Linked DNA regions of Mus musculus: regions 1 and 3 are each linked to region 2. Evidence: chromatin loops called from intact Hi-C (ENCODE). Cell type or tissue: left cerebral cortex. All regions are shown on one strand. Each heading gives the region's core, and the rest is flanking DNA. Links, peaks and the distances in the headings are about the cores only. Region 1 overlaps Slc39a11 (solute carrier family 39 (metal ion transporter), member 11). Region 2 holds the start of LOC115487747 (a long non-coding RNA gene). Region 3 overlaps Cog1 (component of oligomeric golgi complex 1).

Evidence for each region. Hi-C counts contacts between places; a loop is a spot of excess contacts. Peaks named below come from ENCODE experiments on the same cell type or tissue, not always from the same donor. Only the 100,000 strongest peaks of a DNase experiment are listed, where the experiment ranks them.
Region 1: a loop joins it to region 2, with 3 times the contacts of the local background. A loop is called at or near these places in 26 of 42 quality-filtered maps.
Region 3: it touches region 2 in a loop (4-fold over the local background); 3 of 42 quality-filtered maps call a loop at or near these places.

What each region holds. Positions count from the first base shown.
Region 1 is chr11:113,409,667-113,416,992 of GRCm38, reverse strand. All of the region lies in intron 5 of Slc39a11 (solute carrier family 39 (metal ion transporter), member 11), which reads left to right. Among named protein-coding and RNA genes, the nearest start is that of Gm42094, 19 kb to the right of the region's middle. In left cerebral cortex, for the core only: a CTCF peak has its summit at 4,216 (motif pointing right); DNase peaks (open chromatin) are centred at 4,509 and 4,930.
Region 2 is chr11:113,168,579-113,175,904 of GRCm38, reverse strand. The region is part of intron 1 of 2610035D17Rik (RIKEN cDNA 2610035D17 gene); the gene reads left to right. It overlaps LOC115487747 (a long non-coding RNA gene), which reads left to right and starts at 2,822. Exons shown (of 2, transcript XR_003949613.1): 1 at 2,822-2,952. In left cerebral cortex, for the core only: a CTCF peak has its summit at 3,295 (motif pointing left); DNase peaks (open chromatin) are centred at 2,924 and 3,283; H3K4me3 peaks cover 907 bases; H3K27ac peaks cover 639 bases.
Region 3 is chr11:113,650,587-113,653,086 of GRCm38, reverse strand. Cog1 (component of oligomeric golgi complex 1) reads right to left here. Exons shown (of 14, transcript NM_013581.3): 2 at 1,001-1,242; 3 at 681-862; 4 at 375-545. Among named protein-coding and RNA genes, the nearest start is that of Cog1, 2.3 kb to the right of the region's middle. In left cerebral cortex, for the core only: a CTCF peak has its summit at 1,022 (motif pointing left); DNase peaks (open chromatin) are centred at 1,006, 1,492, 1,735 and 1,933; H3K4me3 peaks cover 429 bases; H3K27ac peaks cover 397 bases.

The DNA of each region.
Region 1 (7,326 bases), core at 2,838-5,337, 240 kb before region 2:
TCTCTGTGACACTCATGGGAGGACAGAGCAAGAGGATGACAACAGAACTATGATCTCATAGAACTGAGCCACAGGAATGAGAGGGACTGAGAAATCGGTGACCGGAGAACTGCGGGGGCAGCATAGTTGGGAGGCAAAAGATGTGGACAGAATAGGAACATCCCTTGTGTATTCGATGGGAGGCAAAGTACATGGGAGTGGATGATGTTTTCTTTCCATTTTTCAATTACGTAAGGAATATAAGCCATCAACTATGAGGAAGGTGACCTTGGGGACTAGGCACCTTTGGCAATTGGAGGCTGCCCTTCTCGGGGGGTCTTACAGAAGCACTCTGCAGCCCAGCGAGACTTCAAGCTGGGGCTGACATCCTGGTGCAGTGTTTTCCTCAAGACCATCCACTTCCTTAGAGACCGGTGCAGCTTAGGTGGAGAGCTGACATTAGCCAGGCACATGGGGAAGGATGTGTGGTTTTTAACAAGGGACCACTGCTGCGTACGATGGGGAACGAGAAGGAAGAGATGGTGAGAGCCCAAAAGTGGTCGACTGGTCCCCATGGGAACAAAGAGTCATAAGTCTGGAGAGTCATTGGGAAGGAATTGGGAATGCGAAAGGCCAGGCTGATATGAGAGATGATTCGAGTTTAGATGTGGGGGTTGGTTTTGTTGTAACAATGTCAGTGGGGTGTAGTGTACAATGTAGTGCTCCCTTAATCCTAGCACTGTGGAGGCAGAGGTAGGTGGATCTCTCTGAATTGGAGTCCAGCCTGGTCTACAAAGCAAGGTGCAGGCCACCCAGGGATGCCAGAGCTTGTGTAGTCAGACCCTGTCTTCAGTATATCAATCAATAATCCATAAATCAATAATGACTTTGGGGCTAACCGGCTTAATGAGAAGGACAATGCCGTTGGAAGTGAGACAGGAACAGAACACAAGCATTAGATAGCTTAGCCCCGTGGAGACTGACAGCGCACTAAGTGTGCTTCACTTATCAAAGATGTGACCCTTTAGCCAGAAGTGGTAGACAGATGTTAACAACAACAACAACACAGCCATGATTGAACTATTTCTGGCCTTGGGATGGACTCACAGCGTCATAGACCCAGCACTTCATTAGAACAAACAGGAATCCAAGTTAAGTTGACATCACAGGAACAGCAGCAGGCTGTGTAGTCTGAAGGCAGAGAGGAAGCTGTCTGAAAGTGCAGGGAAACTCTAGAAGCTGGTTTTAGAATTCAGATATAGCCCATAGGGAATCTCTTCCATTCCAGCAACCCCAAGCCCTAAGATGCTGAGTCAGAATTGCTGTGTTCTCCTGGCATTCTGGAACCACCCCTCCCACCTGTCAGTCAAGTGCAAAGCCCCTTTGTCCACAGGCTTCCCAAGGCAATGAGAGAACTCAAGAAAGTCAAGGATGCTTCCACAGCAAGAAAAACCTGCTATAACTGCTATGTCTATACATTTAGTGATGAACCTGTCACAATGTGCATTTCTTTCCCAAATGAACTGTAGGCCTCTTTGGTCCAAAAAAACATACAAACAAGCAAGCAAACAAACAAACAAACAAACACCCTACTGTTTGGGCACCTGTTAAAGTTATTAATTCAAAAGGAGTTGGTGACTCTCTGGGTTTAGCCATTCTCCACAGAGACCATCATCATGGGCTCCTCGTGGTATATTTTAATTCATCTCGTGCCTTCCCTGTTTGTTGAGTTCTGTGTCCACAAGAGACACCAGGCCTTTGCTGCTTGCATGGTTCATGACTGCTAGCGTCTGTTTGTGTCTGCTTGGCGTTGAAGGCTGCCTGACTTCAGTAGAGAGCCAGTCACCAGGTGGCAAGGCTGCTCCTCTGCTCAGACCCTCAAAGCTCAGGACTGACTTTGTTGAATGAAGAAGTCTTGCCCACAGCGGCTGCCTTACTTTACAGCCCTGTTGCTGTGATAAACACCACAACCAAATCCAACTTATGGGAGGAAAGGATTTATCTGGCTTCCACTTCCACATCACAGTCCATCATCAACAGAAGTCTGGACAGGAGCCTGGAGGCAGGAGCTGAAGCAGAAGCCATGAATGGATGCTTGCTGGCTTGCTCCTCCTGGCTTGCTCCTCCTGGCTTGCTTCGCCTGCTTTCTAATACAACCCAGGACCACCTGGCCAGAGGTGGGTCAGCTCAGGGGCGTGGACCTGCCCTCGTTTATCGTTAATTAGTAACCAAGAAAATGCCACACAAACATGGCCACAGGCCCATCTGATGGCTGCAGTTCCTCAGTTGGGGTCCTCTCCTCCCAGGTGTCTTTAGTGTGTACCAACTTGGTAGAAACTAAGCCTAAGGATTCTATGCCACAGCTTTGTGCAACGGCCCCTCTATAGTCGTAGGCTCTATACTTATTACGGAGTCAAATAACCATGAATAGAAAGCGTTTGAAAGCGTTGTATGAGCGCCAGACCTGTGCAAACCTTTTGTGTCTTTGCTGCCTAAGCCCTCCAGTACAACTATTTATATGGCATGTGTATTGTGTTATGTAGCATTGCAAATCACTCAGGCTTGAAGTATACAAGAGGACAATTCTGTGTGAATATTATGTGATTTGAGACACCTGAGCACCCACAGATATTCCTAGTGTTCCTAGTGGGGAGGGAGATTGGCTCAGGAACAAGTTCCCTTAGGGTTCAGAAAGATAGCCCTGTAGTCAGTGAAACAGGGTGGGTAGAACACAGCCCTCTGAGGAGTCCTTGTTGGGACTGCAATGGAGAATATGCTGGAACAGCTCCACAGTGCGCAGGCTAACATGGTGGGGATTGGAAGTGGCCTGGGAAAAGACCTCACCTGTGTGAAAGAGTCTACATAGTTAATGAACTATTGGAACACTTGTGACTGTGGTGAGCTGAAATGTTGCAAGGCTCAGAGCCAAATTATTCTGGGGAGTTTTTCACCCCCTTAGATATTGTTGGTCATCCCTACGTACTAATATCCTGTGACTGTCAGGCAAAAATCAGAAGGCACATATCAAGCCCTTTAACTCCCACAAATCCCATGGCTGAGTGTGTCGTCAGCTACCATCCTAGGCCTGCAGCAGAGACTTCTGTTTGTCGTACCGTACCTCCCTGATGCTTCACCAATGGATTTAAAACAAAACTGGGACTTAGAGTAGTGGAGCTGACTCAGTTGGTAAAGCATTTGCCTTGTAAGCATGAAGATCTGAGGTCCCCAGAACCAAATCTAAACGGGGTAGTATGTGTCTGAGATAGAAGGCAGAGACTGGCAGCTCCCTGGGAGCAGCTAGCCTGGACTGCATGGCAAAGTTCCAGCCCCCCCCCCCCCCCCCCCCGCCAAATCCTATGTTTTATTTGTTTGTTTGTTTGTTTGTTTGTTTTCAAGTCAGGATTTCTCTGTGTAGCCTCCACTGTCCTAGAACTCTGTATGCAGAACAAGCTAGCCTTGAACCCAGAGATCCAATTCAACCGCTTCTGCCTCCTGAGTGCTGGGATTAAAGGTGTGCCTACCACCACCCTATTTGAGAAATCCTATTCCAAACAAAAGGCAGAAGGCATCCAAAGACCAATAGCTGAAGTTGTCCACTAATGTCTATATACATACTCACACGGACCCCCCCCACACACACACAATGTTCCCTCTACAATTGTGCACGTGTACATTTAAAAAAAACAAAAATTGTATATTTATGACTTTCTTTGTCCTCTTTCTCTAAAACCTTCATGAGCCTGTTGTCACAGTAGTTTTGGGGGGTTAACCCAAATCCATGTTTCTGAGCCTCGATAACCTCAACATCTGGACCAAAGATTACCTCTTATTCTGTTTTACATGAGTCTGTCTGTGACTCCTGGCTTTTAACAGTAGCATGTTGCTCATTTGGGCCAAGTTGTAGGGTAGACCAGAAGGCCCACCCAAGGCCACTATGGTTGGTTCTAACAGATTCTCCTTTTCATGGCCAGGCTCACTCTCTGAGAACTACTTGAGCCCAATGGGAGGTTATACTTCCAACTCTTCCAACTCTTCTTACTTAAAGATGGCAATCTTTTCCCTCCCCCGTAAGAAGTGACAAGGGACGAACAATAGCTGTCCTCATAACTCTGCACTGGCTACCTCTTTTTGATGAAGCCAGCACACATTTTAAAACATTTATTTTATTTCAAATTATGTGTGTATTAAGGGTTGGGGGGCAGTATGGAAATATGTGAGTGCAGTACCCACAGAAGCCAGAAGGGGGCAGTAGATTCCCCTGGGGCAGGATAGACAGTTGTGAAGCCTCTGATGTAGGTGCCAGGGCCCCAAACTCAGGTTTTCTCTGCAAGAGCAGCAGGCACTCCTAACCCCGAGCCATCTCTCCAGCCATAGAGCACATTTAAATCGGCTCTTTCTCCCTTACAGCCTGATGGTTTATTGACCATCTCTCAGTCAAATGAGCTTCTCAACCCGTTCACCTGCTCACTAGCACCACGCTGTCAGCCAGAAGAACACAGTGCAGAATTCAGAATGTATCCCTAGATGCCCTCTGATTACCCAGCCAGCTCCCGCCCCCTCGTGAGACTTTGAGAAGCTTTGGCTGTGAATGAGGCCCCACTCTCGTCATTTGCAAACCCTACAGGCTCCCCAGGTAGCCCACTCACCATGATGTGACATGAAGGGTCATCTCTGAGATTTTCAGCCAGACTTTATCAGCAGCCCTGCTGAGGAACTGGGAAAGGGTTGGGAGAGAGGTGGGCTCGAGTACATCCTAGAAAGCGCTCATGCCGTCTTATTTTCCGGGTCTCGGGATTCCACTGAGCCTGTCCATCTACAAGAGGTGGCGGCTGCACAGTGAGCTGTCTTCCCTGTTCCCCAGAGTCACTCCGTGCTTCAAGGACGCTGCGAGCTCTTTCAGCATCCCGCCTAAGCTAGACCTTACTTCTGGGGCTCTTAGGGTTTCAGATGACACTCAGGCTGCCAGATTAAACCGTTGTACCAAGCAACTTGCATGGATAAAACAGCCGCGCTGGCTGGCTTACTAACAAGCTTAGAAGACTTCTGTGTAAAGCTGCAGCTTGGGATGGGGCGGGGCTATCCCTAGAGTATTCAAGGCAGACACCCTATGCTGCGGCATTGTGAGAGTTTGGGAAAATGGTCTTAATCATCAAAATGTATGAGTGCAATAAATATATCAAGGTATAATTGACATTTAAATACCTACAAAGTGTAAATATTTTTAAAAATTTAGCACTTTAAAAAGTATGGCTGTGTGTTTTCTGTGTGAGTGTGTGTTTTCTGTGTGAGTGTGTGTTTTCTGTGTGGGTGTGTGTTTTCTGTGTGGGTGTGCATGTAGAAGGCCAGCGGTCAGTCTTCCTGGAACTGGAGTTACAGGTGATTGTGAACCCCTGATGTGGGGGCTGAGAACTGAACTCAGGACCTCTGCAAGAGCAGAGCCTGCTCTTGCCCGCTGAGCCATCTCTCCAGTACATCCCGTTTAAATATCTTTAGCACTAAATTAAAGTAACATTTAAATTATTATTACGACAACCAAGTTAAAGGTCTAATAGTATACATTTGAAGGGTACTGATCCAAAAATTCGACCTATACATATACCATCAGCACGGTGACAATAGCTCCTTTCCATTGCTGACTGCATTCCATGGTGCGGAGATGCCAAACTGTTTTCCCAGTCACCTGTTGACTGACACTGAGCCTGAGTGCAGTCGCGGGCTATCGCCCTCAAAGCTACAGCAACGTGTGCCTACCAGCCGTTCTGTGGACACACACCTTCATTTCTGCCTGGGGCATAGGATGATAGACTATGGGATGGATGGGTGTGCATTTTAATTTGCATTTTTCTTTCAATTCATTCTCTGAGAATTCCCTACGTGTAGCTAACATATAATGGCCGCCATGTTTTTCTCACTCCCCCCCCCCCCCCACTAAAACATATGAAACACATTTCCCACTCAGTCTCACAACCTCCAGTTCTTTCACATACGTACCAACAGTTAGTGTGGGCAGTCATATCATTTTAGCTTAGTAGGTGTGTTATGGTATCTCCCACGTTTATTTATTTTATTTCACATTTCTTCAGAGTCTGATAAGATTGAACATCTTGTTTATGTCTATGCTGTCCACATATATTCCTTGCCAATTGGAAAAACATATTGGTTTTCTTTGGTTTGGGACAGGGGCTTACTGGCACAGATTGCCCTTGAACTCCTGAGCCTGATTTGACCCCCACCCCACCCCCTCGAGGATAAGGTCTAAGCATGTATACCTCCGCACCTGGCAAATGGTTGTCTCATGATTAGATTTTGGAAGTACCTTATATATACTGTTAAGTCTGTTGGTTTGTTTCGGGTGTTGTGCCGGTCAGTTTTGTGAACATGAGAGACACCCACACACACACTTGGAAAGGAGGAATCTTAATTCAGGAGCTGCCTCCGTTAGATTGGCCTGCCAGCAGGTTTGTGGGGGCTGCTAATCCATCTAAAAAGGCAGGCACACTGTGGGCAGGGCCAGCTCTAGGCAGGGGGCCCTGGGCTGTATAGGGAATGCTAACCAAGCAAGCCGCGGTGTTCCTCTGCTTCAGTTCCTTCCTCCAAGTTCCTGCCTTGATGGACTGCCACCTGCAAGTTGAAGTCAACTCCTTTGTCTCCCCAGTGCGTTTGCTCAGGAAACAAAGCAGGATAGGTTCTAGAAATTAAAGCTGGGGCCTCCGGATGCTCAGCAAGGTTCTACCACTGAGCAACATCCCAGCACTTCTTACCTCAAGGGTTTCATTTGGGCAACGGGGTCACACACACACAAAAAAAACTACAATTTTTTTTTCAAGTCAGAAATATGATTAGCGAATATTTTGTCTCGATGGCTGTCTTTTCAGTATGTCTTGAGGAACAAATCGTCTTAACTTCGAAGCCATTATTAATTATTTCTTTAATGGATCTTGCTTTTTTTTTTTTTTTGTAAGAGCAGAAATCCTTGCTTTATTATATGTATATAGGTGACAGAGTTTTGTCTTAGAGGTCTAACAGTTTAGGGATTTAGGCTAGGTTGGTGATCCATCGTGAGTTAATTTTTACGTATGCAGTGAGGTGCGGATCTGAGAGCCTCTGTGTTGTGTGTGGCATTAAACCGTTCAAGCCCCACTTGTAGAAAAGGCTAGGGTGCCTTTCCGTGGATCTTTGAATTGAATCAGTTAACTGCCCATGTCTGTCTCCCTTCATCTTCTGTATGGACCCGGCATTATGCTGATATGGAAATATCCCAGTCCCTGAAGCTGTTATGTTATGTTATGTGGATATGTTATGTTATATGGAGGTGTGTACATAGATGACGTGTGTGAGTGCTGGTGC
Region 2 (7,326 bases), core at 1,983-4,482:
CCTCCCAGCATTCTGCTTGCAAGTCAGTGTGGACTCCCTGTGGAGCCAGGGATGGGACCTAAAGCACGCGGGAGATAAATGCTTGGCCACCGAGTCCACCGAGTCCCCATCTATGGACAAAGGGAGTCTGGGAATGTTGCAAAGAGATGTGTGTAAGAAAATGTTTGCTATGTGGGTGATTGGCATACGTAGGAGCAAGTAGAGCATATGGTACATGTCTGACTCCTCTTTGCGGGCCTCCAGGAACCTGCTGATTGGTCACTCCAGCAGCTGGATGTGAGTCTACATCCTGAGGCTTGCAGCTAGGATATCTGGGACCTTTTATCCTGTTAAGTTTTGTACTTCCACACGTGGAGCCCATTCAGGGCCAGGGCCAGGGCCAGGTCATCCAGACTCTTGGGGTATGGCGCCCTCTAGTGTCCAGGTAGCATCATTACAAATGCATCTCTAAATCTACCAGTTTTCTGCTGTATTGAAAATCCTGCCCTTCCCTGTCTCACGGGGGTTGGACAGTGCTTAGTAAAGTCTCAGACTGTTAAGTATATCTATGCCTCCTCTCATACCGGAGGTGTTAAAGGCAGTTTTCAAACAATGTTATATTTATGAGCAAGAATAAGGGCAGGAGTGGCTGCCCTTATCTATCAAGGATGGCTGTGAGTTTAAGCTCAGTTGTAAAACACTTGCCTAGGATCTGTGCAGTGCAAAGTTTTATCCTCGGAACAAACCAATCATTAATCAATAAGTCAATCAAATAACAAATCAAGAAAGAAAAACTAAGATAAAGCCACTGAAAGAGCTAGGGTAAAATACTTGGCCACAGCCTTTGCCGTGGCTGGGCTGACCAGAATACAATTTAGTATCCTCTAGAAAATTCTTGATCTATCTTTAGATAAAAGATTCACGTACCCATCACTGCTTTAGATGGCCATGTGGGGATCCTGAGTGTCAGACATCATCACTAAGAACTGTGGTATACAGGGAACACATTGGTGGCTGTTGGGGGTGGTGGTAGATGCCTTTGGAAAACCTTGAAGCTTAGACCCCACTTGGTGTCATCTCAGTCAGTTGGAGGGGATTGGCTCCGCCCACCTCTGAGCTTTGGGCTCAATAGCTGTGGTGCTGGGCCCAGAACCTGGTGTTTATGGAAGCCCCTCCTCCACCCCACCCCCACTGTGGTAGTCCCGGTGGCCTCGGAACCCCACTGGTCTAGGTAAGGGAGGTGGAAGTCTCTCCTTTCGCTTCCCTCTATGAACGAGAGGTTGGCAGCAGGCTTGTCAGCAGTAGGCTTGTGGGGACCTGTGACGAGTGTCGCACACATTAGGAGGACCATCCTGTTTTCCAGATCGCTGGAGTGCAGATGTCTTTTGCTGCTGAATGGCAAAGGCTGGCATCCTCATGAGAAAACCAACCCCGGCCTTGGCCAGGGAACTCCATAGCTTTGCTCTGCCCCAGCATGACTGTCCTCAATAGACAGCTGGACCTGACCTACCAGGAGCGTGACTCTGTACTCCTTTGTTCGAGCCTTTGGCTGCTATAGTGCTGTGGTATCAAGAAAAAAGTTGAAAGGGGTTCATCAGAAACACCCAGTCTATCATAGAAAACCCTAGGGCGGAGCATGACTTTGCCTCTTACAGCTCTGTGGCTTCCTCTTGGGTACAGAGGGCTGTGTGTTTGCCCTGACAACAAGATAACCCACTGTAGGGCGTTCCTGGAACCAGCCATTGGTTGGGGACTCTTTCCAGGACCAAATTTTAGGTTTTGTGGGAGCTCTAGCCTTTCCTTTCAGACCCCAGCTACAGCACACAGCAGTTGGTCATTAAGGCTTCTGTGGTTGCCATGGTGAGAGAGCCTCTTCTGCTGGCCTGGGCCTGTGGGATTGAACAAGGAGACATAGCCCACATTCTTTGAAGTGATTTTCACTGGTTAATCTGCTCTGCTTCAATCTCTAGGTTCTCTGTGTGTGTGTGTGTGTGTGTGTGTGTGTGTGTGTGTATGTGTGTGTGTGTATGTGTGTATGTGTGTGTGTGTATGTGTGTGTGTGTGTGTGTGTGTATGTGTGTGTGTGTGTGTGTGTGTATGTGTATGTGTGTATGTGTGTGTGTGTGTGTGTGTATGTGTGTGTGTGTATGTGTGTGTGTGTGTGTGTATGTGTGTGTGTGTATGTGTGTGTGTGTGTGTGTGTGTGTGTGTATGTGTGTGTGTGTGTGTGTGTGTGTGTGTGTATGTGTGTGTGTGTATGTGTGTGTGTGTGTATGTGTGTGTGTGTGTGTGTGTGTATGTGTGTGTGTGTGTGTGTGTGTGTGTGTGTGTGTGTTGTCATAGCTGAGCCATGCACAGGGTCACCTGGGCAGTCAGGTTCTGAAGCTGGAGCATCTGAGGTTTAAAAGGTGAGGGTCCTAGAACATGCCTGTCACCTCTTAATCGCGTTCTCACGCCCGGCCAGGAAAGACGCAACAGACCAGAATCTTCTGCGGCAAAACTTTATTGCTTACATCTTTGGGAGCCAGGAGGGCAAGCGCCCAGCGCCCAGCCCCAAAAAACGAAAAGCCCCTTCTATTACATCTTTAGGAGCCAGAGCTCCGGCGCGCGCGCTCTATTGTTTACATCTTTAGGCAGCGAGCGAGCGCAGGGCGCGCAGAGCCAGAGAGATGCCAGCGAGAGAGAAATGGCGGAAACCCCGTCCCCTTTTTTAGGAGAGTTATATTTCGCCTAGGACGCATCACTCCCTGATTGGCTGCAGCCCATGGCCGAGCTGACGGTCACGGGAAAGGTAGAGTACAAGTAGTCATAAAATACCCTTGGCACATGCGCAGATTATTTGTTTACCACTTAGAACACAGGATGTCAGCGCCATCTTGTGACGGCGAATGTGGGGGCGGCTCCCAACAGTCACCCATCCATTAGTGGCTCATGTGTTCTTAAGACAAACTCAGCAGGCTGTACCTGTCCAGAGTGAGTATAATGATCTGTTGCAGTGGATCCCAGCGTGTGGTGGGTCGGGGTGGGGCCGGCAGAGTTTGGACAGGAGTGCAGAGCTGTTTTGCCAGTTTCTGCTAAAGCCCTGTGGATGAAGAGCCTGCTAACTCCAAAGAGATGGACCCCAGTCCTACTCTTAGAGTCCCCACTGCAGAGGTCCAGGTAGGCCCCTTACTTCTATGCCCACAAATACCTGGGCTAAAGGAAAGGCATTGGCCAGCGTGTAACAAATCTGGCGGGCAGGGAAGGTTTATAAAAGAAAACCCAGGAGCCGGGAGCGGTTGCCATCCCCTGGTCTGCATCTGCAGGCTCTGTCGCCACCTAGTGGTGCGTGTGTGTATATCAGCCTCACAGGTCTGTCTCATCCTGGGTCTCATCTTGGCAAGGTCTCATCTGTCTAAGGATTGTCGCTTAAGGGGGTCGAACAGGGACACATGGGTGTCATCTGTAGGCCCAGTCTCAGATAAGGCACAGGGAGTGTTTGTCAAGGAACATGAGCGTCAGGGTCAGCGATGGACCACACATACTCTTAAAAGTAAGATGGGGGCTGGAGTGAGGGCTCAGCAGTTGGCTGCTCTTCCAAGCGGTGCTGAGTTCAATTCCCAACACCCACATGGTGGTTCACAATTGTTTCTCACCCTAGTCCCATGGGATCCTCTGCTAGGCATGCATGCATATAAAACACCCATATATAAAAAGTCCACACCTACATAAATATTTAAGAAAAGTAAGATGACTGTGCCAACTTTGCTTAGAGAGAGAGAGAGAGAGAGAGAGAGAGAGAGAGAGAGAGAGGATCACTGTAGGATTGTGTGTGCGCGCTGTGTGTGGGTGCTGTGTGTGTGGGGGGCTGTGGACGGTAAAGGACCTGGCTCTTTATTATTGCTCTTAGCCAGAACATTAGGGGAAGGATCCAGCTACCATTCCTGACAGCCGCTGCACTGTCTGATAGTCTCGCCTGCTGTCACTCCAGGCACGTGTGTAAAGATTCCTCTCTCCCTTTCTTTTATCCTTTTTGCTTTATTTTGAGGAAAGGTTTCCCTGTGTGTTGCAAGCTGGCCTGGAATTCATTATATAGACCAGTTACATACATACATACATACACACACACACACACACACACACACATACACACACACACTCACACCTACACAGCAGACACACTCATACAGAGCAAGCTAGCCTTGAATTCATTATATAGACCAGAAAACACACACAGACACACAGACACACAGACACACACACTCACACAGAGCAATCTGGCCTTGAGCTCATTATATAGACCAGAACACACACACACACAGACACACACACACACACAGCAATCTGGCCTTGAGCTCATTATATAGACCAGAACACACACACACACACCTACACAGCAGACACAAACACTCATACAGAGCAAGCTAGCCTTGAATTCATTATATAGACCAGAAAACACACACAGACACACACACACACAGACACACACACACAGACACACACACTCACACAGAGCAATCTGGCTTTGAGCTCATTATATAGACCAGAACACACACACACAGACACACACACACAGAGCAATCTGGCCTTGAGCTCATTATATAGACCAGAACACACACACACACACACACACACACACACACACACACACACAGAGCTATTGCTATTTTTCCATCTCCATTTCTCCATTTTCTGGTCATTAGAAGACGTCTTGGTCTTATCATCAGGAGAGTGATTCCCCATTTCCTGAGGGGTGCATGTGTATGTGCATGTGTGTGCGCTCGTGTTTGTGTGTATCATAGGCATTACCTTTAGTTCTGCTATAAGGAAGCCTTGCGTTTCCCTCCTGGTTATTTACCAGTCCTTTCCCCCCTGTTCTGTGTCTGTGTGGCCACATGGCCCCCTGTCAAAGCGGCCTCACTCTTGTCCTGGCTGCAGCAGTTCCTCTGAGGCTGGAGTGATGTCAGGTGTCAAGTGTGAGTTTCTCATTCTTTTATACTCTTAGTCGCCAGCATTTGGGCCTGGGCTTTCTGGTGATGGGTGTGAGATTCCTGAAGGGGTCTCACTGGAGTTTTACTCGCAGTGGGCCACAGCGATGCCCCTTGGCAGTAACTGGGGACTTAACGTGACTGCAGTAGCAGCAGGGACCCAGCTTGACCCTGGACAGGGCATGTGAGTGTTCCCTTGGCGGGGTCACTGCCCCCCACCACTCACCCCAGCTTTGTCTTCCACAGAGCACTGCAGGTCACGTGTGTGGATCACTTGCCTGATGTCTGAGACACTGCGGGCAGGCAGAGGCACTGGGGGCCTGAGACCCCAGCCAGTGGCTTCAGTAGCCTGCTCTTCCTCGGTCTGAGAACTCGCCCAGAAGCTGTCACTGATGTGATTGCAGGAACGCAGGGTGGCTGGGATGTCACATGCTGCCTCCTGAAGGAGGAGGAGGGGACGTCAGGGTCACGTTAGAAGGCTGCCTGTTGTATTAATCCACTGAAGGCAGGTCAGTCCATCTCCAGGTTGACAGATGAGGAGGCTGTCAGAGAGAAAGAGCAGAATACGGTGTGTCCCAGAGCAGGTAGAAGAGCCAGGAAGCAAACTCAGGCCACCAGGCTCCGGGAGTCCTGCTCTTACCTAATTAGGACGGGAGCCCTGTGTCAGCCCCCCACCCCCACCCCAAGTCATGTTGTGACCCTGTATTCTGGACCAGAGCTGACCTCAGGGGTCACATTTGATGCCTGCCTTCTTGGACTGTGGTGTAACAGGCCTACCATGGAAGGCTTACCTTGTGATTACTTTCAAATGAGAGTGATTAATGTTTGCTGCGCAATAATAAACGTGCTTTGAAAGCAGGAGATGCCTCCCGAGTGACCTCCGGTGAGTTTTGTAAGTCACCTAGAAAGCTGAAAGAACCCAGGGAGGGCCAAAGGCAGTTGAAAAGCCATCTCGGGGTTCTGAGATGCTCTGGTCCTCTGCAGGCTCCCCAAGTCCTTCCAGAAGGACGGGGACCCCCACCTCCTATGCACCCAGGGTGTTGCTCACCTCTAGAGTCAGCCATGTGCTGAGAGGTGAAGGAACAACAGCTCGGGGCTCAGGCCTGGGCATGCGGGGTGGGATATCCTGCAGTGGTTCACTGCCTTCAATAGACTGAGGCTTGGCTTTGCACGGAGACAAAGAACCTTCTAGAATGAAGGCACTGTCCGTAGGGAATGACCTAGATAGTCCCCGCAGGTCCTGAGTGGGCAGGTAGGTCTCCCTTGTCCAGGCTCATCCTGAAGAATAGAGCTGACTCCCTCTAGGACGTAGCCTTCCAGAGGGCTGTGGCTGTGGCTGTGTGTGTGGCTGTGGCTTTCTGCTTTGTGGTTGTAAAGGATGTTTTCCTAATATAAAGAATCCTTACCTTCCTCACAGGTGACATCCCCAGTGTCACCTGTTTAGGCACGGTGACAATATCCTTGGGAACAGGATCATTCCGGATCCCTTTTATTAGGGTGCTCACTCATCCTGTTCCCAAGGACTCCACCCTCTGACCACCTCCTCCTAACTCCGTCATCACAGGTACCAGGCACGCCACATGTGGATTTCAGGGAACACAGACACAGTGTAGTGCAGTTCTCACCGTAGGCTACACCTGTCATGATGTCATAGAGAAACAACTTCTGGGTCAACACCTTATAATCACCTGAAGCACCTTAACCAGACAGAATATCCTGCTTAATCGGAGCCAAGTAAAATACTGTGTGTGTGTGTGTGTGTGTGTGTGTGTGTGAGAGAGAGAGAGAGAGAGGGGGGGGGGAGCGAAGGGAGAGAGGGAGAGAGAGACAGACACAGAGAGAGAGACACACACACACAGACACACAGAGAGACACACACATGAGACACAGACAGACAGACAGACAGACAGAGAGAACACCTTGGTTTCAGGATACGTAGATTCTGGATAAGGCTCATATGCCCTACAAGGACTGAGGAAGGGCCCAATGTTTGTCTGTTCATCAAAGCTGAGAAAACCTTTCCCTGAGCATCCCCGAGGATCAAGGTTCCCAGGAGGCCATAATTGATTCCAGTGACAGGAGATGAGACCGGGCTGGGGACATGGCTCCGTTGGTAGAGGGTTTGTCTAGCATGCACAGGGCCCTGGGTTCGAGTCTCAGTACCACATAAAACCCAGGGTAGTGACAGTCCCAGCACTTCAGGGGTGCAGGCAGGAGGACCAGGAGTTCAAGGCCATCCTTGGTTTCATAGGATTGCACTAGCCTGGGCTATATGAGACCCGTCTCAGGAATGACATTAGCAGAGGGAAGAGGCTTATGGGGCTCAGTCCAAGGGACGCAGGTGTGTGTGCCCAGAGGCTCCATGGGATAGGCTGCCCAG
Region 3 (2,500 bases), core at 1-2,500, 480 kb before region 2:
AAGGGCCCTGTACTCCCTCCTTCTACCTTGAGCTGTTTCCTTTGCTGACTCTGCTGACGGTTCCACCTGACCCTGCAGCCCTACCATTATAGGAGTCTGAGTCTTTGCTCACTGATACATCCTTGGCTTAGGGAGAGCCTTCCAGTGTTCCTAAGCAACTGGTACTGTGCATTTCCAGCAATGACTACTGCTGACATCAAATAGAAACCCCGCATGCACCTCTGAAGGTTCAGCCCCCTTTCCAGCTAAGCTGTGCTATGCACAGAGCAGGGGCCTGAATCTTTCCGGTTCACTGGTTTATTGCCAGAGCATGGTGCAGGAGCTAGGAAATGGCAGATCGGGTGAATGAATGAGGGTAAAGGTTATAAGCTCACCAGTGGGATGCTGCCTTGTGACTGTCTCCAGGGTAGAAAAGAGCAAGCCACAGGGCAGGGATGGGTCGGGCAGCACGCCTTCTGGTAGGGTGTAGAAAAGGGCATGTGCCTGGTTCAGAGTGGTAGCCAGCAGCTCCACCAAAGAGCAAATCTGGGCCTTGATGCCAGCACCTGTAAGAAGAACGCACCCTCTTGTAACCAGTTCCCTTTAGCAAGGATGAGCACGGAACGCTGCCTCAGGCTCCCCTGGTACACACTGCTCCATTCCCTGTAGAGGAATCCCATTTTAGAGAGAAACACACCCACCGTGATGAGACTGGTTCAGGAGCGTCTGAATAGTCGCCTTTCTGGCCAGCAGGAAGTCTGTGAGGGCTTGGCGCGGAGAGCTCTCCTCCAAGAGCATTATGGAGCAGAGGGCTTCGGCCACAGCCTGGTCCGACACAGCCTGGCATTTGAGCAGCATCTTGCTTTCGTGCAAAATAGTTGACCTAGAAAGACTCACAAAGATCAACATGGAGTAGCTAACATCTGGGGTGAAGTGGCTCAGTGTATAAGGAGAAAAACGGACAGACCCCTGTGACACTTGTAGGGGCTCAGTGAGCTAGGGTGGGGGCTACCAAACTCACCGGAAGTGGCTGGCTGCTGCCACCTGGCGGATGAGGATTGGAAATCTCGAGAGGATGGGGCTGTATCTGGAGTTAGAGGAGTCCAGCTGCAGCAGGCTATGCAGGTGGCAGCAGAGCAGGTAGAGCTGTGTGGCCTGGAGGTGCTGCGAGGCTTCCATGGCGCTCCAGATCTTCTCCGGGATCTCCAGCAGCAGCTTAATCTGGGCGGCCATGCTGTAGAACTTCTCGGACGGCGGCTGTGGCTGAAGGGCAGTAGACCGTCAGAAGAGCAAATAAAAAGCACAGCTCCGTTTACACAGGCCTGGGGGAGAAGCTGGGGAATGCTTTAAGATCTCAAGCTTTTCCGTGTGTGGTATCGCACACCTTTGATCCCAGCACCCAAGGGGCAGTGGTGGGCGGATCTCTTGTGAGTTAGACACCAGCCTGGTCAACATAGTGAGTTCCAGGCTAGCCAGGACAGCACAGAGAAACCCTGTCTTTAAAACGAAAACAAAATCTGACGTTTTCATAAAGCCACACTCAGTACCACTCAGCTTGCAGGGCACTTATGTCCGACCAAATGGCATCTCACCATCTGGTTATTGGTAGGAGGGCGGGGCATCTCGCCATCTGGTTATTGGTAGGAGGGCGGGGCATCTCACCATCTGGTTATTGGTAGGAGGGCGGGGCATCTCGCCATCTGGTTATTGGTAGGAGGGCGGGGCATCTCGCCATCTGGTTATCGGTGGGTGGAAGGGAGACTTCCTACAAGCTTCCTCCTTCCTCTCCTTTCTCTTTAAGGTCACCAAACATTTCTCGTTGACTGTTCTTTACCACCCCTGCACCAGATCTTCATCTGGCTGAGACTTCAGGCCTCTCATCTGCCCTCTCACCTCGAGTCCGTCTTCAGTAGTGGTGTGTGGGGTGCCGGTAAAGGAGGGGAACTAACTCTGGCTCTTTTGTGTTCCTCCCCATCTGCTATGGGAGGCAAGCAGGCCTGCAACGGACGTCAGATGCTAACAGTTTGATCTCGGACTTCCCAGGCCTATTCCTGAGGGAAAATGAATGTCTACTCTTTATGAACTATCCAGTGTTAAATCTTTTGTTACAGCAGCATAGCTGGCCAGAGACGTCAATGTTCCAAATCTCAGTTGTCCTTACTGGGGAGGAGCCACACCTAACTCACTCCTTCCTTCCGAACTATTACATTAAATGGACATGTGGCGATTAATCACCTTTATGCTAAACTATTTTCTACTGCCATTCTAAATTATTCATATTTTAAAAATTCAATTTCCCAAGAATTTCTTTCTTTAATTAGAATGTAAACTTCAAGAACATCTTGGGAGGCTCCTGTTTATGATTTGAACGGAGAGGGCATTCCCCCAGAAATGCACCAGCCATAACCATGAAAATCAATCCATTTCTAAGACTGGGCTTACATAGTTGAAGCTAGCCAGCTAAGTCTGTCCATTTGGGAAGGGGGCTGTACTTAATGTGTAGCTTAGGGAGTGACAGGCT